5 separate regions of the Mus musculus genome follow, and regions 2, 3, 4 and 5 are each linked to region 1. Evidence: chromatin loops called from intact Hi-C (ENCODE). Cell type or tissue: heart. All regions are shown on one strand. Links, peaks and the distances in the headings refer to the core of each region. The heading gives the core; the rest is flanking DNA. Region 1 overlaps Hectd2 (HECT domain E3 ubiquitin protein ligase 2). Region 2 overlaps Hectd2os (Hectd2, opposite strand). Region 3 has its middle 3.1 kb from the start of Ppp1r3c. Region 4 holds the start of Fgfbp3 (fibroblast growth factor binding protein 3). Region 5 has its middle 18 kb from the start of Tnks2.

Region 1 (6,025 bases), core at 891-4,890:
GCTATGAATACTAAATGTTAAGTATTAACATAAAATCCATGACAACAAATGAGTTCTGAATTATGCACCAGTCTCCTTTTAGATCTAACACCAGCTTTCAACATACCTTTTAGTCCAACATACCTTTCTTTTAAAATTTCATTTTATTTACATACTATAAATATTTTGATTAACAAAAGCCATGGGAAGAGGTATTCATTTGATAGGATTTAATGATTTCAGGCATTCCTATAAATTATTTAATATATAAAAATTACTAAGTTTAACCAAGTATGTTGGTGGTTTTGTTAGAAGTATTTGGGTGCAGAATACAGCACTGATTTAGAAATTGCCATTTTTAGTTATTTAAAGCTTAAGTAAGACTGTGTTAAAGGAGTTGGTATGAATAAGTATATGTATGTACAAATACTGCTAATGAGAGAATATTGTAAGCAGACTCATATATTAAAACTTGAGGGGCTAGAGTTCAGATATCTCACTTACTTGTAAAATTTGTCTACTTAAATAGCAGAATGTAACTTATCAATTTGCCAAAAGAGGACGTTCAGATCAAATTTCCTAGTATTTAAAGGTCAGTTATTAAGGTTACTTAAAGAGTAATCTATTTTATAGATCCAAAAGGAAACCTAAACATATAGGCCTAGCAAATTGGCATACTGTCAATTTAATTTGCAAAGGCTAAATGAGGGCTGAAGACATAAGAAAGAGCTATACTGTTTTCTAAGTAACTGCACAGGCTGACCAGTATGTGTAAGAAGATAGATACCACAAATACACTCAAATATATAATCTGGATAGTAGCAAGATGGTAATCATAATATTACAGTGTTATAACTCATAATTCTCCACAATGGTGATAGCCTCTCAACATTTTTCATTTAAAAACTGTTAATGCTAAAACCTAAAAGCAGGATGCCTATAGTAAGGAAGTAGGTTATGTTATAGGCTGATGCTACAGAGCCTCTCACACAGAAATACTTTACTTCACACTAAATTAACCTGGTCTAGTTGAAACAGGGATGGAGTAATTTTTCTGCCAGTGTCACTGAATGCTTTGTGCTGTGGACAGTCTGAAAACTTGTACTGTACTATATTGTCTCTATACAGTTTCAATATCATTTTTGGTATAGGTATTTCGACTTTTAAAATATCAGTTATTAATACTCCATAACATTTTAACTTTATTATTTTGTTTTATGGATCTACTTCTTGAAAACACTAAAATCTTACCATATTTAAAAATAACTGTAGCCAAACACTAATTGTGTGAGTTTAATTTTAGACATACTTGTTTAACATGAAATATACACATAAGAACATGCTTAGTAAGATCTTTTAGGTACTGACTGAGTAAAACTGCCAATATTATGGAAGACAATGACTGGCAAGTCACAATTTTATGAAAAGCATTATTTCAAAAGTTCAATAGCTAACTTCATTAGTGATACCAGGAAGTCAAAATATCACAACGCTAAGCTGTGACATAGTATTGTAAAGCAAGATAATACATGCATGAAGAAGTTCAAATAGGTCAAAGTTAGTAAAAAGGTACCCAGAAGTTGGACACACTCAAGTGAGACCTGTAAATGACAGGAAAACAGGACTCCATGACTTGCTCATCCTTCTTGGAGAGTGTGGAATTAGTCACTCTGGCCCCTAGATAGGACAATCTATAAGCATTTCAAATTAACTTGGCTATTTCAATGTGCAGTTTTTATTTCCTGCTTTTTCTTTCATTTACTCTTTCAAGTTCCATCTACACCCTCAGGATTTAACCATAGTAACTGTGACATGGCCTTATATAGATGGATGCTCAGCACTTCCCACAGTGCCAGGGTGATCACTGCTTTGTAGCAAGTCAGTAACAGCTCAGCTTTCATTCGAACCCAATCATCCTCTCAGTTTAAATTCCTACCTTCTCTGGGAAGAACACATATCCCATCTCCTCCACCTCACCACACTTATGTTATGCTAATCTTGGTTTTAATGAAGTCCCAAGCCCTCTAGTACTGATTATTAACGCATGTTACCTGGTCATCTGACTGAGGATAAACTCCCTGCATGGATGCTCATGAACTGGTTTCAATGCTGAACTTGTCAACGCTGCAACTTCCCTCTCTTCCACACAGCTTCAGTTCTTGTTCATCTTTTTACTCTACTTTTATTTCCCACAATTATATTTCTTGTAATTTAAAAAGCTAATATACAAGGCATCTTTGTCTAAAATCTAACCTCTCTTTGCTCCACCAGTGTAGGAATAAATTACATAACATACCTGAGATAGGGATGAGAAACAGGAAGTTGAATTTATGAAATTAAAAAAGCTCTAAAATAATTATGTACATTTTACATATTCCCCACTGCATTACCTTTAAAATTTTTAGGGTTACCTCCTTCATGTCTCAGTATTTCAGGGTACACTAAAAAAGCTAAATCTAATTCTTAAGATTTCAACTTAGTAAATTGAGTAAATTAGCAGAGTGCAAGGACAGAAAGTATTCTATTACAAATGGAAAATACTCTAGATTTTAAAAACTTTTATTAAATTTTTGATAAATCTGATATATAAACAATCATTTTGAGATAAGAAAGACTTAAAAGTCAGACATTTTCTCTAAATGTATTGAGACTATGGAGGCTTGATATTGCATCTATATGAATTAGAGAAAATCTAATAAATCTGATGTTTAATTTTCTAAAACAAAATTTTTCTAAACTATAGATTGGGGGAAAAAAACTTAAAAAAATCCCTAGTCTAGTAGCACCTCCTAGTGGAAAGTTTAAAGGATACAATTCCAACCAATCGGAATTCAGAATAGTTATCACATTTAAAGCTGCTAAACCAATGGCAGTGTGAATCCTTGTGGTATGTAAACATGCCTGCAGAGGAAATACAAGGTGTCCACAGATGAAAAGGGCTAGTAAATACATATGAAATCTACCAAAGGCAAATTACTAACAACAATTCTGTTACAAATCACCTTTCATGTTAAAAATTTCACAGAATACATTTATAAATCTTAGTAAAATATTTATAGAAGGCATATTTATATCTGACTTTTTATAAGGATGTACAAGATTTTACACATCCATCTATTTTATCCATAATATGTATGATACATATAATCTATAAACATAGAAATTCTCCTTTGAAGGAAACATTTAATAGATGCTAATAATTATGTAAGCATTTTCTTTAAAGAGGAGCCTGAGGAAAAGAAAGTTCAGAGACAGGTCCAAAGTGGGATCCAGCTCCAGGGGAGGTCCCATGGCCTGACACTATTACTGAAGCTATGGAGCGCTCACAGTGATCTATCACGACTGCCCTCCAAAAGACCCAACAAGCAGCTGAAAGATTTTTGTCCTTAAAAAATAACTTATGAATTTCTATTTTCCTTTGTCTGTGGTTTATGCATGTATACATGTTTGTATGTTCACATGTTCATTTGTGTGTGAATCCACAGGTTAATGTCAGGTGTCTTCCTCAGTCATGGTCCATTGTATTTTTGAAAGAGTCTCCCACTGAATCTAGAACTGACCAATTAAGCTAGACTAGTCGGCCAACAAGCTCTAGGGATCTACCTGTCTCTGTCTCCGTGGCACTGTTAAAGGAGTGCTGGCAGTACCTGGCTTTACACATGGATACTTGGAACCTAACTTGACACTCAGGTTTACACAGCCAGCTGTTTACTGACTAAACCATCTCCCAAGACCACAGACTTCTATTTTGTAAAATGACTATTTAATGAAAGGAGCTTCACATATTAGTACAGGAAAACCCTACAGGCTTGCTTCCAAATTCTCAGTGTCCTTTGTTTCAGTGGGACACTTCCATTCATTTCATTGACTCAAGAGAAATCTGGCTATTTCTGTACAAATTTTACATTTACAGCTGATAAAAATGTCAGGGCTACTACTGAGGGCCTACAAGTCTAGAGTGTCAATGATCACAAACAAACACTCACCATAATCTGGATGGAAAATCTGGCGAATTAGAAGAAGGAACCATTCTTTAGTCAAGCCGCCCATATCCAAACCAGCTTCACCTACAAATGTAACTTTCAACTTCTTCTTCAAGTCAGCTCTCTTCCGGGTTAACTATTTGAAGAAGTTATGTAGTATGACAGAATGAAGAGCAATGAGAAGGGAATTTATTTATTTTTTAAGGAACAATATTAGACAGACTTTATTTTTACTTCCATAAACATCTATCCATTCATACATCTATCCATCTAATTTGCCAGACAATATAAGCTAGGTGTTATTATTCACTTTATAGGTTAGAAAAAAGAATTAAGGGGTCAGATGCCTTGACAAAGAGTATTGCCCCTAAGAATCATACTGTGTCCAAAATTTTAATTCAGTAGACTATAATATAAAATAACTTTTTACGGCCCTTTCTCTTTCAACACTAAATAAAAACCCCACATAGATAAAATAGCCATTATCTCTTAACTACATGATGGTCTGACTGCAGCAGTGTACATGCAAGAAACTTTGCAATATACATCCCCGAGTCAATGTTTGTGTGAATACGAATATGTCCTATATACCCTATACCCTATAGGTCCTATATACCCTATACCCTACCGGTCAGACTGGGAAGTTTAGACATGAGCAACCTGAGGTGTGGAGAACTAAACTGACTTGTTCTACACCTAATCACAAGATGGCAGGTCTAGAGTCCAGGTAGCACACTAAGAAACATGAATTACATATGTGAGTATTGTACATCAACTCCTCTGAGGAATTAACCAACTACTAATAAACTTAGAATGTTATAAAGCTTATTTATATGAAATTTATGTTAACTATATCAGAATTTATGCAAGTATACATATTTGCACATAGAAATAATAGTTTAAAAATGTTAGAAATAAGGCTAAACCATTTTGGAATAAATTATACCTCATCAAGTGAGTCGCTAACCAGATGTGTCCTCCTTACTTTCATATTTAGAAATAACATATTCATATCAGGTCTTTGTCTTCGAGATACTTTATCCACCAGACTTTGCTAATAAAATAAGAAAGCAGATATTTTTTATTTTTATTTAAAGTATAATTACACTTAAAACACTTAAGACAGTCAAAATAGCTTAATTCTTTTTATGCTATTTCTCACATAAATAATTTCATAAATCAATTACATATATTTTAACCTGTGAAACATCTTATTTTTACTTTATTTTGGAACCCTAGTAGCCAGTAGGTACCAAAATCTTGCTCAATTTTTATAGTGAGAAGGCTGAACTGCAATTTCCACAGGCCTCAGACCTTCAATAGCAAAGTTTCCTGTGTAAAAAAGGGGGACATTTAATCCAATGCATGCATTCCTAATGCTAAGCTCAGGCTTAAACTATTGTGGATACTTAATTTGTTCTAAAAGAATAGTCTACTTATAGAAAGTAAAAAATTAATGTGTTTATAGGTTCAAAGACATTGTCAATGTTCAGATCTTTAAATCTAATAGTTCTACTTTGGAAAAATTTAAAGATTAGAAATAAATTTATTCCACAAGATATTTATAGAAATATTATCAATAAACTCAAAGCTTAAACTATCCTAAGTATATCTAGTAAATGGGCTATAATTCAGCTACTAAAAATGAGTAGGAAAACTATGCAAACAGTTCAAGCAGGGACTAAATTATGTGTACAACACTGCATTACCTCTGTTGATTAAAGAGTACCAAAAGAAAATTTACCAAAATGTTAACATATATGCTGGACAATACATATATAAAAGATTTGAGAAATGCAGTTTTCATGTTCCTCCAAAAATAAGCACTGAGTATATAAAAACCAACATATTAGAATTGTAAGAAATATGTAACTGCCATTTATTATTCAAAACCAATATGCTTATGCATTTCCTTATCTAGACAATGATTATTAGAGTACTTCATTGTCTTTGGAGGCAATGAAAATGAATTCTGTGCAATTAAGGATCAGTATTTCAGACAGCTGAAGTACACTAATATGCTATGACATAATATCTCATGCCCCAAATTGAGTTTGAGACTT
Region 2 (6,025 bases), core at 725-4,724, 62 kb before region 1:
TCTATTTTAGTGAGGAAGAAACACAATAAGCTACAAATGAATCCTAAAACCATCACACACAGTGTCTGTCCATCACTGTTCGAAGTATTTCAATGGGTTTCTAGATCTTTTCCTTCACAGAAGCCCTCTGAGTTATGCACAGCCATTGTCTGCTTACTGATTACGGAATGAAACAATGTTTCACACCAAATCCACCAGCTAGGAAGTGGTGCTGTAAGAATGGCCCTGATGTGTCAAGCTGCACAAAGCCCGGAGGGAGGAAAGGAAGCCAGGGATCTAGCACAGGGGAAAGGGAGGTTGAAGGGCCCTGAGAAGGTCACTGTAGTTGAGGGAGGTCATGCAAGGCAGAGGAGGAGCGAATGTAGACGCAGAGGCAGGAATGGGATAGATAGTAGGAAGCAGCACAAACAATAGCCTAGTCAGGACTACGGACCATGAAAGGCCGCCAGATGAATCTGAATAGCTGTGAACGTTGATTATTATGAATGCTGTCTGTTCTGGACATTAAAAACACAGAGCTTGTTTTTCCCACCAGCCGGTGAGGCCAGAATTGTGTTTCTTGTTTAGACTTGAATGCATCTCTAGGACTTGCTAGGACTTTTTAAGATACTGGTTGGTCTCAAGAGACCAGATCTTGCAGCCTGAAAAGATCAAGCCATGCATGCAGTTCTTTCTGGGTCAGAGTTAACACACAGCTTGTAACTTATGCTGCCTGGCTCTTCCATGCTCTTTGATATGTGTGCTTGTTTTACACACACGCACGCACACACACACACACACACACACACACACACACACACACACATCCAGTGATGAGAAATTTCCTGCTAGCTTAGTCCCCAACTTCTAAAGATCTGATATTTTCTTTGTTCTTGGGACTACTCATGGGCTTGCTCCCAGGGATTTTTTTCTACAGAGTCTCTTCTGCCTGCACCCTTCTCTCTTTGACAACTCTGTATACCATGCAGGCCTTGAACTTACAGAGATCAGCTTGCCTTTGCCTCTGGAGTGCTGGAATTAAAGACATGCCTCCTTTTAAAGCACTCGTCATGTTTGACTGTCAAGTATGTTCTATAACTTTCTGTCTGGGGCTCTCCCGCCTACCTTGAGGCCTGCTAATGGCCTGGGGGCCCTTTCTTCTAATTACCCTTCTTTCCTGGAGGGGAATTGTGTTACAAGTTTTTCTTCCCTGGGCCAACCACTGCTGCTCATTTCTAGTGTTATTATATTTAATATGACTCCATTCTATGACTTTGTTAGTAGATATTTAATCTTCTTGTTGCTTTGGAGTTAGAATTTCAATTTAATTGGGCAAACCTTGGGCTGGAAAGAACCCGCTTTTCAGCCTGCCTCTGCCACTTATTAGCATCTGTGGGTAGCTGGCTTTTGTTCTTTGAGTCTGTTCCCACATTTGTCAACTGCAAAGAGGAACATTCCCTTCACAGAAGGTTGTCAGCATTGTGAGAAATAAAGCATATAAAGTAGCATAGCAGACATTGCCGTGTGTGTGTGTGTGTGTGTGTGTGTGTGTGTACTTTGTCTTTGTAATCTTTCTAACACTCCGATTTCTTGCCCTTAAGACTGCATAAACTGACAACATGACCACTCCACGATATGATTAAGGGGGAAGATTTTTATTGTAGATATGAGAGACAGAACAGCCAGAGGCATTGGCAGTGTCCAGAGCAGAGGGAGAAAGGAGTAGACTGAACTCCACCAGTGGACTGGACCTGGCCATGAGAGAATCTGGAGCAGAGAGAGGGCAGGGAGAGAGAGAGTGTGAGACAGACAGGGAATGTACGGAAACTGCAGGATGATAAGGAGAATGAGTAGCTGGTGTGTGTGTGTGTGTGTGTGTGTGTGTGAGCTGGAGGGAGTTTAAAGTAGGGGAGGAGATAGGAAGGGCTAGCATGTTAGCATAGACTGTGAAATGTCTACCAGCCACTTGTGATACTGAGGGAGCCTAGAGGCTAGCCTGGGCTTAGGTATGCTATTAGGCACCACAGTTAGCCATTTGTCCCTTCTGCCTTTTGGAATTTGGGAATAACAGAGTTTCCTTTGGGCCCCACATAGACCTATCCACCAATAACTTCCCAGAAAATTTTATTTCCATTTCCCAATTCTTTAGGTGGTGTCTGCAGGCAAAATGCCCTCAAACTATGTCTGGGCCCCATGAAAGCTTAGATCAGCAGGCCCGTGACCTGTCAACACTTTCAGATTCCTTTGCAGGAAATAACCTTGTTAATGAGCCATGGTTACAGTACATTGGCACTCAGGGGAGATGTCACTCTCAGCTCATGGGTACAATCCTTTCAGGCTGTGTGTGTGTTATCCCCCCCCCCCAACCTCCACCCTACTAGATTTTTCTGACAACTTAACACACTCTAGACTCACATGGGCAGAAAGAACCTCATTTGAAGAATTATCTCCCCAAATTAGCCCCTGGGGAATATCTATGAGAGGCTGTCTTGAATGACCACTGATATGGGAAAGCCTAGCTCACCATCCCTAGGCAGGTGGTCCTGGGCTGTATAAGAAAGCTGAGAGCAAGCCAGTAATATGCAGCATTTCTTCATAGTTTCTGCCTGAGTTTAGTTCCTGTCGTGACAATTTCTTTAATTTTTTGAGATTATAATATAGTCACATCATTTCTCCTCTTTCCTTTTCTCCCCCCCAATCCCACCCATATACCATTCCTTGCTCTCTTTCAAATTTATGACCCCTTTTAATAAATTAATTATTATTACATATGTACATATTTAATAAATTAATTATTATTACATATGTACACACAATACTAAATACAGAAGTACAACCTGCTCAGCCTGTATCATGCTCCTTGTATTGTATGTTTTCATGGCTGATCATTTGCTACTGGATAAGCAATTGGTGTGGGTTTCCTTGGGGAGATTAATTTTTTCCACTCTCAGCAATTTCTAGTTGCCTGTGGTTCCCTGTGTAGGATTGAGGCCTCCTGGGCTTCCCACAATAGCATGTCTGTTGTTTTTGTTAACTCATGTGTAGCGGTCATGTTGATGAGGCTTTATGGGTGTGGCTTCTCACATTCCTAGGAAATATAACCTCACTACAGACTCCATCTTACTCTGGCTCTTAGAAGCTTTCTGCCCTCATTTTTCTGAAATGACCCCACTAGGTGTAGGTATTGCATTATAGATGTATCCATTGAGACTAGGCTCCACACATGTACATTTTGACTGGTTGTGGCTTTCTGTAATGACCTCCATCTGTTGCAAAGACACATTTTCTTGCTGTCTAGGGAGGACTATTCTTATCTGTAGTTGTAAGGACAAATGTTTAGAATGTACTTAGGGGTTATGCTGGCTTAGTAAAGTGGCAGTTGTAGGTTCTCCTCCAAGATCAATGACTTCACTAGGCCTGGCTAGTTGGCTAAGTTTCCAGTACCAGGAATGGTTACCTTCTTGTTGACCAGGTATTACGTCCAATAAGAGGGATGTTGGTTGCTGCCAAGGTATGTGTTCCACACATCATGCCATGTTGGTGGTCCATAGATATCATAGTGGGGTAGGATTGCTGGTTGCCCCACCGCTTTGGAAGCTTACCTAGTGCCTTCTGGTACCATCAGAGCTAGTCCTCAGGCCAGTTCCAGCTCTGAGGCCTCTGGGCCCTGGTTCTGAAGTGCATGGTATCTTCAGCAATAGGGACTTACCTTCCTCCTCTGGGGACGGGGCACCCAAGGGCAATAGCGAAAGTTTGTACTGTTTTGGGAGCCTTCTCAACAACCTAGTCAGACTGTTTTATAATAGCAACTGAAACCAAATTAGAACACTGGCCAACTCGAGACCACAGGCAAATCAGTAGAACCCACCAATCAAAGGAGAGCTGGGCTACAGCTTTTCCTATGCTCAGAGGGAGCCCACTGAACCATGCAGCGTGATCTGACCTGCTCCCGCCAAGAGATCTTAGGATCCCTCTAGTAGATGAATGATTGTTTTAATCCTTGGTTAGCTCTTCAGTGATGGCCTTACTGGGATACTCTCTAAGGGGAGGCTCCCTAAATCTTTCACACTGGTCAGTAGTATTGTTTGGATGTGGAATTTTCTCTAACATCCCACATGTTAAAGGTTTGGTCTGTATGGTGACATTATTAGGAGCTGGCAGAATGTTGAAGATGTGGGGCTTAGCGGAAGGTCTTTGAGTCGTTGGGCGAATGTCCTTGAAAGGGAGAAGACGACTCTGGTCACATTCACTTCTTTAGCCACGAGGGGACTGGTTTTGCTTTGTCAAAGTTCTTGCCATGGTAGGCTACTTTGGCTGGCACCCAAAAGCAATGAGACCAGTTGGTCATGGACTGAAACCTCCAAATCTTTAGTCCATAAACTGGTTATCTCTGGTATTTGTTATGGTGATATGAAGTTAACCAATGATCCTACTTCTAGCCTCCAAAGGAACTTGGACATTTTTTTTAGCTAGTGACCTAAATCCTAAGACTCTTTCCTTGCCTGTTCTTTCTTAACTCTGGTGGTGAATGTTCGGAGCGGATGACACCCCTCCCACTCTCTTGTCCCCCAGCTAAGCTTTGCTACCCTGTGAGGAATTCCAGCGTGCATGTGAAATGCAGAAATGCAATTGGCAGGGATGCTCCAGGTCTCAGAGCCCAGGTTGGCCAGGGTACAAGCATTCCATTCATTTCCAAGCCTGGCCAGTAAGTTTGCCTAGCACCAGCACTGGAGAGAAACTGAGGTCAAGTCTGCTGCAGCCACTGAGTTTCACCGACTCTTTCTGGATCCACACTTGGAAGCATGTGGGACTCAGAGCCAGGGACATTGGTGCGCAGGCTTTCTCTCATTTGCCTGCAAAGACATGTCTTTCCTTTGGACCGTTCTTTGACATCTCTTTCCCATTTAAAAAAAATAGTGTTCCAGTCTTTACAAAAATAGGGAAAGCCCACAATATTAATTGATTGTGAGTGCTCAGCTGGCCGCAGAGAAGTTGCCCTGTAAACATCTGTAGGACTGAAGTTTTGTTGAACCCACTGAGCCATTTACTTCTCAGAAGTGCAGCCCAGGCTTCCTTAAGTATAACTACCTCACGGAAGACACATTCAGCCTTACTAGTAATTCTGTGGAGAGGTAGGGGACTGCTCTCTATCATCCTTCCAAAGGAGATAAAAGCTGGACTCTGATTTGACAAAGCTGTGACCAAATCTATGGCCAGATCTGTCACCTGTGAGATTAATTGTGACAGGAGGAGTGGGCTTTGACAGTGTCCCATACCAACTGGCCCTTCTGCCGTTATAATTGTGGGCCCTGGGATACTGGCAACTGTGACATTTACCAAGCAGACCAGGATAGAATGCTCTGGTTTGGAGGCTGCTGGGGGCTTATGACTCACTTAAATTTACATCCCCTGTGCCCGAAGGATAGGCAGTGTTCAGTAAACACTTGCTCAATCAGTGAGTCAATCAAAGTTAGGAAAACATGTGCAGACACCCTAGGGATTTTAGAGAGAAACATTATCAGACTTTGTCTCTCTTGGAAGGATGGACATGAGAGGACCGTGTAGTAAGTTTAGAAAACTTAAACCATCACAGCTCGAGGAGGCCAGTGAGGGGACGGACTCAGCTGGCTGCCTTGGGTCATGAAGAGTCAGTCTTACATAAGCAAATATAAGCCTGGGAGTCAACGATCATTGAGAATTCTTTTATTTCAGGGCTTAGTTGCTTCTTCCCCGGATATGCAGAACCTTGAAGTATCATAGTCCTTACTGGGTCCCAGTTGCCCCAGATCCTGTACGACACAGAGGTAACGAGCAGCATTTCTTACTTGCCAGGCTAGTTATCAGAATTTACTCTGAAGATGCATCTTGCAATTAGCCCGGAGGAAGATGGGCCTTATGGGGCACTTCCCTACCATGTATCACCATGGAGCCCCTGGGAGGGAGACTCCATGGGGCTGCTTTTCCACAAGATGCCACCCCAGCAATGGCAGACTCAGGATATCTCGGAACGGGTAGATGATAGCATCATGTGCTCAGAAAAATCCAG
Region 3 (6,025 bases), core at 831-4,830, 130 kb before region 1:
TTTTTTTAAAAAGAGTGGATTAGTTCTTGGCAGAGCTGGTTATATAAGAGAGAAGCTTATCTCTCCCATTCCCCTCTGTCTCTTGTCCTCCCTTGCTGTGTGATCTGTTGCTTCTGCATGCTCCTGCTGTTTGGCCTCAACTATGCTCCTTCATGGAACACCCTCTGCTGTGTTGTAACACAGTTGGCCTTTGCCAGAGTCCTGTACCATTCTATTTGAGTTTTCTGGCTACCAGAATTAAGAGCCAAGTAAATTTCTTTATATATTACACATTTATTTATTACAAATATATTATATATCTGGCAATTTGTTATAGTAACACAGAACAGACTTAAGACATTCCTACTGACATGTCTTATTTATACATGTTTCTATGCCATCAAACCATTTTGGCTCCTCTCCACAGAGAATGAAAGCCATTTATTGTATACATCTTTCTAATATCCATTCCAAGGCTAGTCAGATGCCCATTTTTTGAACAATCCCCTCTCTCCTTATTAGAAATGTCCTCTTGAAGCATATAGGAAATTCTAATATGTAAGTATGTACATTTATGTATTCTTTTCTCTCACTGCTAATTCTGTATTTGGGTACCAATATTCATTTTGTAAAACTCTATAGTACAATTTAAGCTGATAGAGCTAAAGTACCTTCTTTTTCAGAATATTATTTTGAATATTTTAGAAAATCACTTTGATTTTTCTTCTGATATTTCCTGTGAATCCAGGTATATTTTTTCTAATTTCTGTTCTTCTTTTTTTTTTTTTAAGATTTATTTATTTATTATATGTAAGTACGCTGTAGTAGTTGTCTTCAGACACACCAGAAGAGGGCATCAGATCTCATTACAGATGGTTGTGAGCCACCCTGTGGTTGCTGGGATTTGATCTGTTCTTTTTCTTGAAGAACTCTTTCCCTCTTCATCTCCCAGGTGGTCACATTAAAATCTTTAAAGGGCAGGCAAGATGGTTCAGTGGGTAAAGCACCTGCTTCCAGGCCCGAGGCCATGAGTTTGATTCTTACAACCTAAATAGCAGAGGACCAACTCCTGCATGTATCCTCTGACCTCTACTCAGGTGTCAGGTTGTACACACACACACACACACACACACACACACACAGAGTCACAATGCAGTCATACACACAGAGTCACACAGTTACACACACTCATATACACAGAGTCATACACAGTCACACACACACAGTCACATACTAACACAGACAGTCACATACATAGTCACACACACTCATATGCACATATACACACACTCACACACCCAGAGCCACACACACACACACACACACACACACACACCACACAGAGTCACACACACATACAAAGTCACACACAGTAACACACACAGTCACACAGGCAGTCACAGGGACAGTTACACACATTCACACACATATGCACACACACACACAGAGTCACACACCCAGAGTCACACCCACACCCACATGCACATACACACAGTCATAGACACAGAGTCATACACACAGTCACACACACACAGACAGTTACACACATAGTCACACACAGTCATACATAGTCACACTCATATGCACACGTGTACATGTATACTCATGCTCACATATGTGCACTCACATATACACACATGGACTCACTCACTTGTAGTGACATTTAAATGTTGTAGTGACATTTAAACGTCCTTCAGCATGATTCAGCTGTTACTTTTCAGGCCCCCTGTAACTCAACACTTTTATCCACCTTCAGCCTTCCGTGACTACAGAGACACCATCAAGAAGAGTAAATGACCCCTTTTGTAATGGTCATTCCTGGTTGTCAACTTGATTATATCTGGAATGAACTACAGTCCAGAATCGGAGGGCTCACCTGCGAGATCTCTGAGTCAACCTGGGACAAAGCAAGTCCCAGGTCAAGATGTGGTGGTACACGTCTGGGCCACATCTTCTGCTGGAGGCCTACATAAGGACATTGGAAGAAGGAAGACTCACTCTTATTCACCTGCTTGCTCTTACTTGCCAGGACATCTGTTGGAACCTACTTACTCAGGATTCCAGCCTCTACAGAAGACCAGCTGAAACAACTAGCCTCGTGGGACTGAGCAACTACTAGATTCTTGGACTTCCCGTCCACAGCTGCCCATTGTTGGGGAGTTGTCCTGCAGCACATCTGTTGGAACATCTGTGGGAAATGTTCGTGGGACATTTACATCTACATGTATACTCTTACACACGTGCACAAACGTGAACATGTACACACACATACATATCACACACATGTGTGAAAATGCTTATGTACACAGGAAGAAAGAAAGTAACAAAGAAAGAAAGAAAAAGAAAATGAGTTGGTAACTGGGGGACCCCAGGGTGAATTTCCCACAAAAGGAGTCCAGCCTCCAGGTGAGATACTGAGCAAATGCTTGGACAACCCCACTGTGTAAACCACACAGCCAGCAGCCCCTCATCTGTGGGGTACTTTTTGAGCCTAAAATAAAAGAAATATCTAGAATAGTCTCAAGGGTAAAGGGCTATGGCTTATGACTCCAGGTAACCTCAAGCATGATGCTGGACACCATGCACCAATTAACGAGCCCTGGTTGATAGATTTATTATGGGAAGACGAGTAAGACAAAGCAACGTTTGAGTGCTGCCAAGCCACACTTGGATAGAGCCCACAAACAATAAAATTCTTCATAACTTCTGGTTTAGTCCATCTTCATTGACGCAACACCCAAGGAAAAAACACTGATTCCTTTCCAGTACCTTCAATCCTGTAATGAAAGGCAGTAAAAACCAGCTAGGAGCCTGAAGGAGAGGCTTGGACTATTAAGCTTACAGGTTACCTTGACTTCTTGTAGGAAAGAATACTGTTTTCTGTTTAAAAAGTCCTCTTGAAGTTGAAATAGAAATCTGTTTTGGCAGCATTAATCAACACCAGGGGGCAGGAGCGTAAGCAGAGTCAATACAGCTTTTCTAGGACGGTGGTGGGGCTGGGATGGGGAGGGGTGGGGGCAGCCTGAGAACATTTAAAAAGCTTCCAACGTGGTTCTTGGCACCCAGCTAAGAGTCTCTCTGAATTACTTGAATCTGAAAGCTTGAAAACCTTTTCAAATTTATTTGTTAATTACAGAAGCCTTCTGTGTTCATTGTGTGTGTGTGTGTGTGTGTGGAACCCAAAAAACCAAACCAAAACGAACCAAAACAACAACAACAACAATCTCCAAAAACCACGAAGAAGCAAAACAAAAACATTTTACCACGAGTACTGTCACCATCCCCTAGTAAGCACTAACATTTTGGTGAAGAATATTCTAGAGCCTGTCCCTGCATATCTTTCCCTCCTAAGTAGAATCAAACTGCATTGTTCTTACAGTGTGCTGTTTCATAGCTTTAGCTGGTAATAGTCACCCTTTATCTCAGCATATACGGTTTGCGTAGAGAAAAGGCCTATCCAAGATTCTAGTTTTGGCTCTGACCTAACCAGCCCTTGGCTACCAGCTCTGCTTCCTCCTCGGGGTTTAGATTTATCAACTGTGAAACACAAAGTGTTTGAAGCCAACAATACACAAGGCGCCTCCTGTCTTTATCCTTGTAACTGACCATTAATGAAAGGAAGCCAGAATGGGGCAGACGGCAGTTATCCTGCATGCAGGTTCTGATCCCAGAGAGCCACAACTCTACTTGGAAGGTCCCGGCCAGGTTTCTTGATCTCCTAATGGTTTTCCTTTATCTAAGATGGTATTTATGACAGGCAGTTCCATGTAGGATGCTGTAAGTATTTAACAGATGACATGGTGCGCATGCTTGGCCCATGATAAGACTCAATGAGCCATGCATGGTGGTGACTGCTGCTTCTCTCAGGTACTAACTTTGCTGAGGTGAGAGTAGAAATGAGCACAGGAGGATCGAGTATTGAACTGAGCTCTAACGTGGGATGTTGCTGATACACACAAGTTTATTCCTCAAAGCAAATTTACCATCTCCATATTGCACAACAGGAATCTGAGGCTAGAACTTGCCTGGGTTCAGGTGAGGATTAAAACCCTAAACATTGGCCTTTCACGTGGTCTTGGCCATCTTGAGAGGGGCGTTAGTTCTGCTGTTGGTCAGGTGCTTTATTCAGAAGTAAAGCCCAAGAGAGAGAGAGGGAGAGAGAGGGATGGTCCAGCGGCTAAGAGCACTTGTTACCCTTGGTAGAGGACCAGGGTTTGGTTCCCAGCACCCACGTGGTGGCTTACAACCAATGACAGGGTATCCAGTGCCCACCTCTGACCTCTGAGGGCACTACATGTATGTGGTATGCATACATACAGAGGGGTAAAAAACACTCATATGTCTAATATAAAAATAAATCTTTAAAAAGTCCAATTATCAAGTTTCTTCCTCTGTGATGTTCAGTAGACGTTTCTTTAAAAAAATATTTATTTTAGTTTTACTTTGTGTTGGTTATGTGCACATGTGTGCAGGTCCTGCAAAAGCCAGAGGAGGGCGGTAGAGCCCCTGAAGCTGGAGTTCCAGGCTGTGTATGAGCGCCTGAGCTGGGTGGTACGACCTGCTCTCTGGTCTGTGGAAAGAAGAGCAAGGGACTCCTACCCTCTGAGCCGTTCTCCAGCCCCATAGCATGGTTCTTATTCTTTACTCCATTGTAACAATTCTTGAGTCTGACAGTTACATGACAGAGGAATTTTTTGCACATTCTAATTGGCTTCTAGATAGCCAAGCAGAGCTAGGTCATGGACTTTGTAAAAATAATCAGTATTCATACGCATAGAACAACAAGTAGGGGGAAAAAGGGCCATGAATTTGAAAGAGACCAAGGAACGTAGGAATGTTCGGAGGGAGGAAAGGAAAGGGGGAAGAACAAAAAACAAAAGAAGAAAACAATTTTATATTTGATTAACAGATATGCCTCCCCCCGCCCCTGCGCGTGCGCGCGCCTTGCTCTCTCTCCCCCCAACAGGGTTTCTCTGTGTAACTACTGAAACTCATCCTGTAGATCAGGCTGGCTTCGAACTCACAGAGATCCTCCAGACTCTTGCCTTCAGAGTGCTGGGATTAAAGGCATGCACCACCACACCCGGTCGAACTTTTTAGTTTTTAAAAGTCCAATTATCAAGTTTTTTCCTCTGTGATGTTCAGTAGACGTTTCTTTAAAAAATATTTATTTTAGTTTTGCTTTGTGTTGGTTATGTGCACAGAAGAAAAGAAAGAAATCTCAGCGAAAGCCGCTGGGTGGGTAGGGCATGAAATCAACTGTGATTTTGACCTCTGCCTAAGGATGTCATAACTCAGTCTAGGGATTTGGGCTGTCTGCTGCAATTGGTGACAATGAGCAAGGACAGTAACTTCATGTTGGCCTATAGTTCTCTCTCCCAAGCAGAGAACTGAATAGGTCAGCACATAGTCTCCATTTGCTTATTCAGAGGCAGAGTCTCGCTAGGCTGTACAGACTGGCCCTCTCTGCCTCTGTCTTCAGAGGGAAACACACACACACACACACACACACACACACACACACACGGCCACTTCGTTTCATGGGCTCACGTGTTTTCTTAACATTTGAGTGGCTGTGTGACTTTATTTGTGGAGGAAGAAGAGCCAGCCAACTTCTCTTTGCTTGGGCCAAGGTGCTTGGACACAAAGCAAGGAGCATCACAAGCATTTCAAATAACACAGACACCGGGCGGAGCCACAACTTTCTGAGCTCAGATTCAACTCTGCACAGACCTACGCGTTTCCATAGAAGACCCCGCCAGGCTCGCACAAGCTGCAGAAGGCCAGCTGCGAGCCGTGAGCTACGTGCTGCACGCCAGGCTCCGGGAACACGGCTGGATCCCGCTGGCCCAGGGCTCAGGGACTCTACGGCCGCCTTCCAGCACGCTCTGGTCACATCCAGCCCCGCGGTGATCACGTTCCAGGGGCAGGGGCTCGTGCCCCAGCTGCACAGTGGTTGGTCAGGGCGCACGGCCTTTGATTGGTCGGAGGGACCGGTTCACGTGATCTGGCTTTGATAAGCTGCCTCCCGGTTGCCTGCGGTCAG
Region 4 (6,025 bases), core at 1,186-5,185, 310 kb before region 1:
GTCATGCACTACCACTGCCCGGCTCTTTTGAAGTTATCCTGATTTTTCTGTGTGCCCTTCCCTTTTCTTCTTGATGTTTGTGACATCTGTGGATCTAGCTCATAATTTTAATGTAATTGAGAATAAGGCCACAAGATGTCAGACTTTAGCTGAAAAATCTATCAAGAGCCTTCCAGCCCTTGATAATATCAGAGCATTTGGTGGGCAAGGAGGTGTATCTGTAACTACTTTTGGTACTTTACATGAGAGAATGTTTTTCTGAAATATTTATTTATTTATTTATTTATTTATTTATTTATTTATTTATTTATTTATTTGGTTTTTGAGACAGGGTTTCTCTGTGTAGCCTTGGCTGTCCTGGAACTCACTTTGTAGACCAGGCTGGCCTCGAACTCAGAAATCCACCTGCCTCTGCCTCCTAAGTACTGAGATTAAAGGCGTGCACCACCACCGCCTGGCTTTCTGAGAAATTTAAATACATCTGTGAAATGTATTATGAAACTTTCGTTAAGAGTTCCTGTTTTTTTATCATTAGTGTTCCTTAATGTCATAGGTACCAATATGTTTTTATTAAAAATTTAACTGGTATAGCCAGGCAATGTGGTGCATATCTTTAATCTCAGCACTCTGGAGGCAGAGACAGATATATCTCTGTGAGTTCGAGGCCAGCCTCGTCTACAAATCAAGTTCCAGGACAGCAAGGGCTATTACCCAGAGAACCCTGTCTCAAACATGAAAAAAACAAAACAAAATGGTATAATTAATACCAAAATTAGATAAGGAAATTAAGTGCTGAGAGGTGAAAGGCCTTGAACACACTAAGCAAGTCCTCTACCAGTGAGCAACATTCCTGTTCCCTAGAGAAATAAAAGCTGTAACAAAACAAATCAAAACCACTTTATTATTACTTGTGTATAATGGAGGGGCTTGTATGCACTGATCAGAGATCACAGGACAACCTTGTGAAGCCATTCCTCTCTGCCCTCACATGGGTCTCCCCAGCCTCTTGGCAATATACTCTTTTTTTTTTTTTTTTTTTTAAAGATTTATTTATTATATGTAAGTACACTGTAGCTGTCTTCAGACACACCAGAAGAGGGCATCATATCTCGTTACAGATGGTTGTGAGCCACCATGTGGTTGCTGGGATTTGAACTCTGGACCTTCGGAAGAGCAGTCGGGTGCTCTTACCCACTGAGCCATCTCACCAGCCCCGGCAATATACTCTTAAAGTAAAAAAAGACCACATACTATGGAGCTAAAAGTGAGATGAATATAAAATCCCAAAGCTTAAAAATAACTTTGCTTAAAATACAAGGTCACAGTCAGATACACAATAAACTCAAGATCCAAGAGACCCTGTTTTTAAAAAGGGAGTCTTCTAAGATGGCTCAGCAAATTAGAGACTTGCTGCTAAACCTAACCACCTGAGTTGAATCCTTCAATTCTTGAGACTTGCAAGGTGGGAGGAGATAGTAGACTCCTGAAACTTGTCTTCTGACTTCCTCACGTATACTGTAGCATTTGAGCACACACACCAAGTAAACAATAAACAAATGTAAAATTCTCTTTTTATTTTATAAATGTTATATATATATATATATAAACCTTGGGCTGGCGAGATGGCTCAGCGAGTAAGAACTCTCTTCTGATGGTTCTGAGTTCAAATCCCAGCAACCACATGGTGGCTCACAACCACCCATAATGAGACCTGATGCCCTCTTCTGGCACATCTGAAGACAGCTACAGTGTACTTATATATAATAATAAATAAACCTTAAAAAAAAAACAAAACAAAAAAAATTTGCAGGTGGGTGGCGGTGGTGGCGCTTGCTTTTAATCCCAGCACTCGGGAGGCAGAGGCAGGCGGATTTCTGAGTTCGAGGCCAGCCTGATCTACAAAGTGAGTTCCAGGACAGCCAGGGCTACACAAAGAAACCCTGTCTCGAAAAACCAAAAACAAACAAACAAACAACAGCAAAATTAACCCAACCCAAATTCTATCCTCCTACAGAGGCATACAAAGAACAGATTACTACTTAAACATTACACCACTTGAATTTGTATTACTTTTCTACCACAAAGCAAATCATTCCTTTTAGGACCTTTGAGTTCTGAAAAAATATTTAGAACTAATCTATCATATCCCAAATAGTTAAAAACCAAAATGTCCCTACTTGGATGTACTGATGAAAATACAGAACTGAGTGACATGATAAATAGAAAGACTGAAAATAGTGGGGCCTTTGAGATGACTCAGTAGGCAAAGGCACTTGTCACCCCACCGGGCCCTACAAACTGAGTTGGATCTCTGGGGTACACACACACAGAAGAAATACATGCAATGCAAAACGAAAAAAACCAAAACAAAACAAAAAAAAACCTGCAAATAGCATCTGGTTCTGAATATTATTGTTTCATTTCATCTTTCTTAACTATATATAGACCAGATAAATATGTACAAGTTTCAAAAGGAAAGAAAGTTTTGTTAACATTTGTCTTATTTTCAGCGGTGAGAGCAAAATACAGCATTTTATATTTCATGTCACATGGCTGCTTCTATCACTTCCGCGTGCTTCTGCACGCGGGTGTATCTTCTGTGTGTGTTAGCAGTGGCCGAAACCTACTGAGAGAAGTCTGGGAGGGGCATGAAGGGGGAGGCCCCTTCTGTCCCATTGATAACAGGTTCATTCACAGCCGTTTAAAACAGACTAATCCCTTATGCAGTCATTCGCTCTACTCCAATAGGGCCCTTCCACCTCTTCTAGAATTCGGTAAGCTAAAAGTACATGTATCCGATTAATCTGAAATAATTTTGTAGACAGTTTGGTGACGGGTGGAGGGTGTGTGGTTGCGTGATCATTAAACTTCATTTTTCTATTTTAGTGAATGTTAAAAAACGATTCCTTAAACATTAAGTTGTTCCCTTAGGACAGACAGCTCTTTAAAGGGGCTTCTCCCTGCTAACTGAGAACACTGGTTTCGGGAAAGTCCGGTCAGGAGAGTTGGCAGGTTCCTGTGTCCAGGGAGAGGGCTGAGCGGGACTCATCCGTAGCCTTCATTCGCAGATCCTAGGATGCTCCTTGCCTCCTGTTGCCTGCGCTGAGGTCCCAGGAATCCCAGAGTGGCATGGCCAACGCGGGCATGAGTCCTCCGAGGCCGCGGGCGTCGCTCTCCCCGCTGACGCTGCTGTTGCTGCTGGGAGGCTGCCTCCTCTCGGCTGCCGGGAGGGACAAGGGGGCAGCAGGCAGGGAAGTGACCCGGGCCTCCCGACCCACGGTCGGCTCCTCCGGTCGCTTCGTGAGTCCAGAGCAGCACGCGTGCAGCTGGCAGCTCTTGGTACCCGCCCCGGGGACGCCGACTGGCGGAGAGCTGGCCTTGCGCTGCCAGACCCCGGGCGGGGCGAGTCTGCATTGCGCCTACCGCGGGCATCCGGAGCGCTGCGCGGCCACCGGCGCCCGGCGCGCGCACTACTGGAGACGGCTGCTGGGCGCGCTGCGCAGGAGACCACGGCCCTGCCTGGACCCCGCGCCGCTGCCGCCACGCCTGTGCGCCCGCAAGACGGCTGGCTCAGACCTGCACTCGCCCGCTCACCCCAGCCTACCCGCGCGTCCCAGCGAGCCGCCCCGGTCCAGGGCGCGGAGCCCGGCTCGGTCGCGACAGTCGGTGCGGTCCCCAAGCTCCCAGCCGGAAAAGAAGCCCTTGCTAGTGAAGTCCAACTCGGGCGGGAGGAAAGCGGGCTCAGACCCAGTTCCGGAGCCTCCTGCGGCGGCCGGATTCCAACCCAATGGGCTGGACCAGAATGCCGAGCTCACTGAGACCTACTGCACCGAGAAGTGGCATTCCCTTTGCAACTTCTTTGTCAACTTCTGGAATGGCTGAGGCTGCGGGCTGGCAAGGGGCACTAGGGGTAGGTGCTGAGAAGCAGAGGGTAGCGCAGCCGAGGCGGGAGATGTCCTTGGACAGGGAACCGGGATGGAGAATAAGCTAGTCGGCTAGTCGGGATTCCAAAATGGGTCAGGGGTCAGGGTAAGAAGAATCTGAAGCAGCTGGAGAGGGCTTTTGTTTTTTATTTTATGTTTATTTTTATTTTTTAAAGCATCTCAGCTCTGATTTAAGAGCAGAAGAAAAAGTGGAAACAAATAGATTTATATCAAGTATGGGAAAATTGTAGACTAGGGAGAGAAGCTGAGACTAGCAAGAATGAAGTGACTAAAGAGGTGAGAATCTTTCCTAGGAAGTGGGATACAATGTATATCAACACATTTTCATTAAATGTAACTGTGAGTAAGAACCTGAACCATGTTGAATATTTCAAGATCTTCTTGGTTTTCAACTTGAGAAAATGAATACCCACCCACCCCCCTTTCTGGATTGTTATGAACTCTGGGTGTGACTGGCATCACACTTTCTATGTAGATTAAAACCTTATAGGTAAATAATAAATCTACGACTGGATTATCAGGACAATTGCTTTTCAGTCCCTTTGCTACTTTTTAACTGAATTTTGAGCCTACTGTCCAGAAAAGTTCATTAACTACCTAAAATCAGAAGTGAATTTTAGAAGTTCAGTGCTCTCTAGATCTCCAAATACAAACAAAAACTCCAAGCCTTTAAATTTTGATTACTCTTTTTAAAATCAGCTAAAATGTAAACACGTATCTGGGTCATTTGGCCCTTCATCTCTTCTGTGATTAAATTTAAAATGTGTGTGTTTTTTAAATATGTTGTAACAACTGTCTTTAATTAAAAACAAAAAAAAAAACTGATTGGATTTAAAGAGTTGTAAAATGATGGAAATTCTGCTATTTCTTTCATTTGTTTATTTTTATTTTGTGGGTGTGTGTGAGGTTATGTACCCCGGGCATGGAGGATCCTGTGGGACAGACAAGAGAACATCCCATCCTTTAGAAATGGGTCTGAGATCTGCCACGTGGATGCTGGGAATTGTACTCTTTGGCCCCTACCTAGTCTACTAAGTATATATACCTTTATTTGAGCACCCCATCATCTGTGTGTGGGGTGTGTGTGTGTGTGTGTGTGTGTTCTTATATGTGTTTACATGCATGTATGCACACACAAAAGTCAGAGTATACCTTGCCTCCAGAGTTAGTTATCTCCCTCTACCATATGGGTCCTGGGGACTGAACTCAGGCCTTCTGCCTTGACTGGAGGCTCCTATGCCAACTGAGGTGACCTGTGGAGTTCCTAAACTTGTTTTAAGTTTTAGGTGAGATGCTTGTGCTCTGCAACCCGGGCAGGCCATGACATGAATGCTGCAATCTTCCTGACTCAGCTTCCAAGTGGCTGGGGTTAAAGGCATGCCCCACCATGTCCAGTTATCTTCTTACCTTATATTACCTAAGCCTGAGCCCAAGGCCAGTGGGAGCCCCACCCTCACCCTCCCAAGTAGAATACCTCTCTTTTTACTCTCTCCCTTTAAAAATGTTAGTAAGTGCAACAAATTCCTGGCCTTTTCTATTTGATCTGCCTCTGTGGCATAAAAACTATTTTATACACATTTTGTGTACTTCTGAACTCAAGCAATTGTTAGAACATCCAGATGGATCATACTCTGAGGGTAGACTTATGTGGTCACGTGTTGAGTAGCACTGATCCTTCGATAAAATTAATCATGGCCAAGGAAACTCAAGGTATCTGGAGACCATTCTCCAAAAGTATGGCCCAACAAACACAGTCTCTAAAAAGACGAGCAAAAAGCTTGCATCAATAAAAAGAATGGAAATAAATCTGTACTGTCCAGAACCGTGGCTAGAATCACACTTTCATCTCTCTGGGAAAGAGGACTACCAGGCCCTCCCAGGATGCCCTCTGATAGTCTAACAAATGTCTTTGTAAGAAAGAAGAAAAGACCATAGCTCTTGGACCAAAGTCTGTGTGTCCAAGAGCTGTGCCAGGACCCTGGCTGGGGAACAAGAAACAGCTGCTTGCAGTGGAAGGGAAGGGATCAGATCCCTCCATCTGTCTTTTGAATGACATTGGCGAAGTCCCAGTATCTCCAGGT
Region 5 (6,025 bases), core at 899-4,898, 210 kb before region 1:
ATGGCTGTACTCCAGCATCATGAGTGAGAACAGGAAGTGAGGGCGTTAGAAAGGGCTCAGGTGCACCTGGGGTCCCTCCGTGAGAAACAGAGAAAGTTCCCACCCGGTTCAAATAGATGGATGTGCCAAGGTTAAAAAAAAAAAAAAAAAAAAGAATAAACAGTCCAAACAAAGCTGGGCGTGGTGGCGCACGCCTTTAATCCCAGCACTTGGTAGGCAGAGGCGGGCGGATTTCTGAGTTCGAGGCCAGCCTGGTCTACAGAGTGAGTTCCAGGACAGCCAGGGCTACACAGAGAAACCCTGTCCCGAAAACCCAAAAAAAAAAAAAAAAAAAAAAAAAAAAATCCAAACAATAAGCAGTTCAAACAGAAATGAATTTCAAATTTCGCCTACCAGGACAAATACCGCAGTGACATTCTAGATCTTTCCAGGAAGTGGAAGTTCTAGCACTCCTCCTGACAGCCCCGTGTGAGGCCCTAAAAGTAAGCTACTGCTGGGCTTGCTACTGTTGCTCCGTTTGCAACTTTTCAAAGACAACAGGAAGAAGCAAGATCATGAAGGAAGAAGTGGTCCCAATCCACAAAGTCGCCCTGGAAAATCTGTAATCTTCTGAGCCACAAAGAGTGAGAGATTTAAGGTGGTCAAAGGTGGCTCGGGCGACTGACCAGACCATCTCAGGAAACAAACATCTCCATCAGACCCCAGAGTCTCTCCGACAGGGTCTCCTCTAGCTGCAGCGACGGCGGCGGCGGCGGCCATAGCTGTAGGCCTGTTTTTTTTTTTAAGTTAGGGTCTTAGCCATGATGAAATATCTGACAAGGACAAATTAAGGGAGAGATGGTTTATTCTGGCTCACAGTTCAAAAGAAATCCATCACTGCGGCGAAGCAAAGGCAGCCGGTCACACTGCACCCACAGTCAAGAGGCAGAAGAGTAAGGAATGCATGCTGTGTGTGTGCGTGTGTGCGTGTGCGTGTGTGTGTAGAACACATGCACGCGGGGGGCGGGGGCACGGTGGCTGGAAGAGGCTGTCAGATCCCCTGGAGCTGGAGACAATTGGGGAGCCTCCTGACATGGGAGCAAGTCTAATTGCCGAGTCCCTCCCTACTCAGCTCTTCTACTCCCTTTGTGGAAGTCCAGGAAGTCCCTCCCACAATTAAGATGGGTCTTCCCACATCAATTAACAATAAGCACTCCCCAAAGACATCCTCAGGGGCCCAGCCTTTCCAGATGGTAAAAGATTTTTGTCAAATTGACACTAGCCATCATAGACTACATAGGAAGAACACAGGGTCCTGGCGTCTTACACATGTGTGTCATTATACATTGTTCTCTTTCGTTTCTTACCCCACTGCTTTTCCTTATACTCCCTCCCGGTGCAGCAGCCGCCTGCTTGCCTTCCAGTCAGTCACGGGTTCGCTTTCCATCGCGACCAGTATTTCTCATCTTCCTTAAGATCTCTTCCTCCCCTCTTCTCATCCCCTTTCTAGTTTTGTGACATGCAAACATATATAACACACATAAATTTTGGTTCCATATATGACAGAAAATGGGATTTTTTTTCTGAATCTGTTATATTTTACTTAACATGATTTCCAGGTGTATCCTTTTTTTTTTTTTCAAATGGCATAATTTTAATTTTCTTACAGCTGCTTAAGATTCTATTGCATATGTATTATCAAATTGCTTTGTCCACTTCCTGGATGTTGTGAATATTGCAGTTGTAAACACGGTGTGCAAGTATGTTGTGGACTTCCAGTCCTTTGGGAATCTGTCCAAGAGTGGATAGATTAGATACGTCACATTTCTTTCGTTAAAAATTTTTATTTATGTATGTATATATTTATGTATTTATTTATTTTATGTATATGAGTACACTGTAGCTGTCTTCAGGCACACCAGAAGAAGCCATCAGATCCCATTACAGATGGTTGTGAGTCACCATGTAGTTGCCAGGAATTGAACTCAGGACCTCTGGAAGAGCAGACAGTGCTCTTAACTGCTGAGCCATCTCTTCAACCTTCTCTTTAAAACTTTTAAAGAATTATTTTAAATTATGTTCTCATTTTATTCATTCACTTATTTTGTGTGTGTGCATGTGTGTATATACCACGTGTATGTGTGTGCCCACAGAGACTTCACGTGTATGTGTGTGCCCACAGAGACTTGAAGAAGGTGCGAGATTCCCCGGAGCTGGGGTTATAGGCAGTTGGGGGGCCTCCTGACATGGGTACCAGAGCAACAAGCAGTCTTTAATTGCTGAGCCATTTCTCCAACCCCTTCAGCCCCCACTTTACATTTCTTTATGAAAAATTTCAGGGGACTGGAAAGATGGTTTGGCAGTGGAGGGAACTTGTTGACTTAGGTTTGGTTCCCAGTATCCATGTACTTTATAAGGTGATTCATATCCTTTCCTGACCTCCATGGGTACCAGACATGCATGTGGGCACATATGTACTTGCACAAAAAATACTTCTATACATTAAATAAACAAATCTAAAACAGAAAGAAAAAAGAAAGATGGATTGATTTCAGGGGCTGGAGAGACAGTTTTTTTTTTTTTTTTTTTCGAGACAGGGTTTCTCTGTGTAGCCCTTAGCCCTGGCTGTCTTGGAACTTACTTTGTAGACCAGGCTGGCCTCAAACTCAGAAATCCGCCTGCCTCTGCTTCCAGAGTGCTGGGATTAAAGGCGTGCCCGGCTGAGAGGGCTCAACAGTTAAGAGCACTTTATGTTCTTGCCAAGGACCCAGATTCAGTTCCCTACACCTTTGTCAGGCAGCTTATAACTGCCAGTAATGCCAGCTCCAGGGGTCTGACACTCTCTTATAGCCTCCAAGGGCACCCACGTGTGCATGGAGCATGTAGGCACACACAGACAAATACACAAATACATACATCCACACACAATACACACACAGATACAAATACATACATACACGTACATACACAAACACACACATACACAAACATATACACACACATCAATTAAAAAGTACATTTACAAATAGTTTCAATTTCAAACAAAACATCTCTTTTCTATTTTTTTTTTCTTTCCTATTTTGAGGGCACATTTAAACATATTTCCTTTTCCACCCAGTGTGAAGGCGTAAAAGAGAAGCACAGGTTGATACTTGCGTGAGAACGTCTATTAAACCACTGCGCATACGCCTACCTCTATAAAATGTAAGGTTTCAAATTACCAGAAGCCAGCATAGCGCTGACACTTCTTGGTGAAGACAGCCACCTAGTGGAAATAGGTCTACAAATATTTCAGGATCAGCAAATAAAAAATTTGAATGCTCAGCCCAAGCGCAAACTGCGATGCTGATTTAAGGCTGTTAAAGAAAATGGCTGGGCTGGGTATGGTGGCCTGTATAAAACTCTATATAGCACTCGGGAGGCAGAGGAAGGACGTCTCTGTGAATTCAGGGCCGGCCTGGCCTGTATAGTGAATGGTAGGCCAGACAGCTACACCTTGTCCGAACAAAACAAAAAAAAAAAAAACAATGAAAAGAAGGACTTGGGGATGTAGCTCAGCAGAAAAGTGGTCGCCTAGCACGTGCGAGACCTTCGGTTCAGTCTCTAGTACTAAATAATATAAGCCCCGACCCCCAAAGCAGTAAACAAAAGCCCCCAAACCCAGACAACAAAACAAAATCCACATTCAGATACTGCTTATCTTATGTCTGGATCTGAAAGTGGTGAGAGGAACTGGGGACTGGGGAGGGGCGAGGTGGGGCGGGGCGGGTAGAGTCTGGTACGGTGATCGGTGATCGAGTCCCGGTCGGTGCAGGGCGAGTTGGGGTGGTGCGGTGCGGTGTGGTGCGGGCATTGGCCTTTATTCCCCGTTTCAGGGAGTAGAGAGAGAGCCTTTAGATTAGAGAACAGCAAACGCAAGCGTTGCTTTGAGTCTGCACTGAGGTAGATGGGTTTTCCGAGCAGCTTGTTTACATTGCAGTGGTAGTGGTTGAACCCATGGTGTTCTAGGCCAGTGGTTCTCAACCTTCCTAATGCGGTGACCCTTTAATGCGGTTCTTCATGCCGTGGTGACTCCAACCATAACATTATTTCCATTGCTACTTCATAACTGTAGTTTGGCTATTGTTATGAATCATGATGTGTTTTCTGATGGTCTTTGGTGACCCCTGTGAGAGAGCGATTTGACTCCCAAGGGGTTGCGACCCACAGGTTGAGAACTGCTGTTTTAGGCGGCTGCCACTAACGTTTAGCTGCTGAGGTTCTCTTTCAATCACTGGGTTTTAGAATGCATGAACTTCAACTTTACACTTAAAACTTTATTAGCAGTTTAATAACAAAGGCTACTAAAATGATAAATAATATGACAGTCGGTTTGGTTATGAGTGCTTGAGCTAGGTCAGATTTTATATGCAGTTTTAAAAATTTTCTTTTTAAGCCAGGCATGGTGGAGCACGCCTTTGATCCCAGCACTTGGAGGCAGAGGCAGGTGGATTTCTGGGTTCGAGGCCAGCCTGGTCTACAGAGTGAGTTCCAGGACAGCTAGGGCTATACAGAGAAACCCTGTCTCGAAAAAACAAAAACAAAAAAGATTTCTTTCTAAATTAGAACTAATTCACAATTATGGGTCGTCAGAAATGGGGCGGCGGTGGGGGGGGGGCTGCAGCTTTTAGTGGTAGAACCCTCACCTTGAATTTACAAAATCCTGGGTTTTGTTCCTAAAAAAATGAAAGGGGCACACGTTTTGATAAGCTTTAATAGTTTGGGGCTTTTGGCTTGAATGTGAATCCAGAAATTTAGGAGAGATTCGCCCCTGGGCAGCACATCCTGCTCTGTCAGGGCAGATGGTGACACTCCAAACATCTGGCTGTGTGTAGCTCTAAGAAAGAATTTTGATGTTATGCTACAGAGTTTGATTGCATTTTTAATTTATTAGTATTCTTTTTTTAATATTTTTTATTAGGTATTTAGCTCATTTACATTTCCAATGCTATCCCAAAAGTCCCCCATACCCTCCCACCCACTCCCCTACCCACCCACTCCCACTTTTTGGCCCTGGCGTTCCCCTGTACTGGGGCATATAAAGTTTGCAAGTCCAATGAGCCTCTCTTTCCAGTGATGACTGACTAGGCCATCTTTTGATACATATGCAGCTAGAGTCAAGAGCTCTGGGGTACTGGTTAGTTCATAATGTTGTTCCACCTATAGGGTTGCAGATCCCTTTAGCTCCTTGGGTACTTTCTCTAGCTCCTCCATTGGGAGCCCTGTGATCTATCCAATAGCTGACTGTGAGCATCCACTTCTGTGTTTGCTAGGCCCCGTTTATTAGTATTCTTATTATGATCACGTATAATGTGCTCATTATGGCTTATGCAATTCGGCCTACTTGTTGAGCCTGAGGGTAACTTTGAAGAGGCCTTCTGCCTTTGCAAGGGTCCCTGAGCCTGAACTCCGGACAGCAGGCCTACAAGACAAGCGTGTCCCCAATGAAGGAAGCACCTCAGCAGCCTTGGTCACAGGGTTAAAATATACCTCCTGTACTGCGCATTTCTTTCTTGACAGAATGAAGCATTTATCTCTTGAAAATTTATATAATCATTTGCATCACCTGTCAATGAAAAAAAAAAAAAAACCTTTTGGCCTATAGGAAAGGATAGAATAGAAGGTGGGACATCCGGGAGACAAAGAATTCTGGGATAGAGCCAGGCACAGGAGATGTGAGGACACGATGCATTGTAACTGAGCACAAGTGACCAGCATGTGGCAGAATGTAGATTAAAATAAATGGTTTAATCTAAGTTATGATCTAGTCAGAGAAGAGCCTAGGTATATGGCCAAGGTATTTGTAAATGTATTTTGAGTCTGAGTCTTATTTCTGGGAGCATGGGGCTGGGAGGAAGACCCAGGGCCTGACTTCTACAGTCATTTTTTTCCTTATGAAATCTTAATGCTTTAAGTCTTTAAAATAAATATATTAATACTTAAAATACATTAATATATAAAATAAGATGGGCTGGTGAGATGGCTCAGCGGGTAAGAGCACCCGACT

What was found. A loop is a pair of places that touch in the nucleus more often than their neighbours do. Peaks named below come from ENCODE experiments on the same cell type or tissue, not always from the same donor. Only the 100,000 strongest peaks of a DNase experiment are listed, where the experiment ranks them.
Region 2: a loop joins it to region 1, with 2.0 times the contacts of the local background. A loop is called at or near these places in 4 of 42 quality-filtered maps.
Region 3: a loop joins it to region 1, with 7 times the contacts of the local background. A loop is called at or near these places in 19 of 42 quality-filtered maps.
Region 4: a loop joins it to region 1, with 3.0 times the contacts of the local background. A loop is called at or near these places in 7 of 42 quality-filtered maps.
Region 5: it touches region 1 in a loop (6-fold over the local background); 5 of 42 quality-filtered maps call a loop at or near these places.

The regions. Positions count from the first base shown.
Region 1 is chr19:36,603,241-36,609,265 of GRCm38, reverse strand. It overlaps Hectd2 (HECT domain E3 ubiquitin protein ligase 2), which reads right to left. Exons shown (of 21, transcript NM_172637.3): 12 at 4,909-5,016; 13 at 3,966-4,098; 14 at 2,792-2,880; 15 at 1. Among named protein-coding and RNA genes, the nearest start is that of Hectd2, 52 kb to the right of the region's middle. In heart, for the core only: a CTCF peak has its summit at 2,782 (motif pointing left); no DNase peak of the experiment used is centred there.
Region 2 is chr19:36,665,280-36,671,304 of GRCm38, reverse strand. All of the region lies in intron 2 of Hectd2os (Hectd2, opposite strand), which reads left to right. Among named protein-coding and RNA genes, the nearest start is that of Hectd2os, 21 kb to the left of the region's middle. In heart, for the core only: no CTCF peak of the experiment used is centred there; a DNase peak (open chromatin) is centred at 2,234; H3K27ac peaks cover 3,171 bases.
Region 3 is chr19:36,736,662-36,742,686 of GRCm38, reverse strand. No RefSeq gene overlaps it. Among named protein-coding and RNA genes, the nearest start is that of Ppp1r3c, 3.1 kb to the right of the region's middle. In heart, for the core only: CTCF peaks have their summits at 844 (motif pointing right), 2,915 (motif pointing right) and 4,450 (motif pointing right); no DNase peak of the experiment used is centred there; H3K27ac peaks cover 792 bases.
Region 4 is chr19:36,916,321-36,922,345 of GRCm38, reverse strand. It overlaps Fgfbp3 (fibroblast growth factor binding protein 3), which reads left to right and starts at 2,747. Exons shown (of 2, transcript NM_028263.1): 1 at 2,747-2,774; 2 at 3,069-4,796. The coding sequence starts at 3,130. The coding sequence ends at 3,882. In heart, for the core only: a CTCF peak has its summit at 3,195; a DNase peak (open chromatin) is centred at 3,345; H3K4me3 peaks cover 2,102 bases; H3K27ac peaks cover 1,824 bases.
Region 5 is chr19:36,813,355-36,819,379 of GRCm38, reverse strand. No RefSeq gene overlaps it. Among named protein-coding and RNA genes, the nearest start is that of Tnks2, 18 kb to the left of the region's middle. In heart, for the core only: a CTCF peak has its summit at 3,243 (motif pointing left); a DNase peak (open chromatin) is centred at 1,079; H3K4me3 peaks cover 1,668 bases; H3K27ac peaks cover 1,536 bases.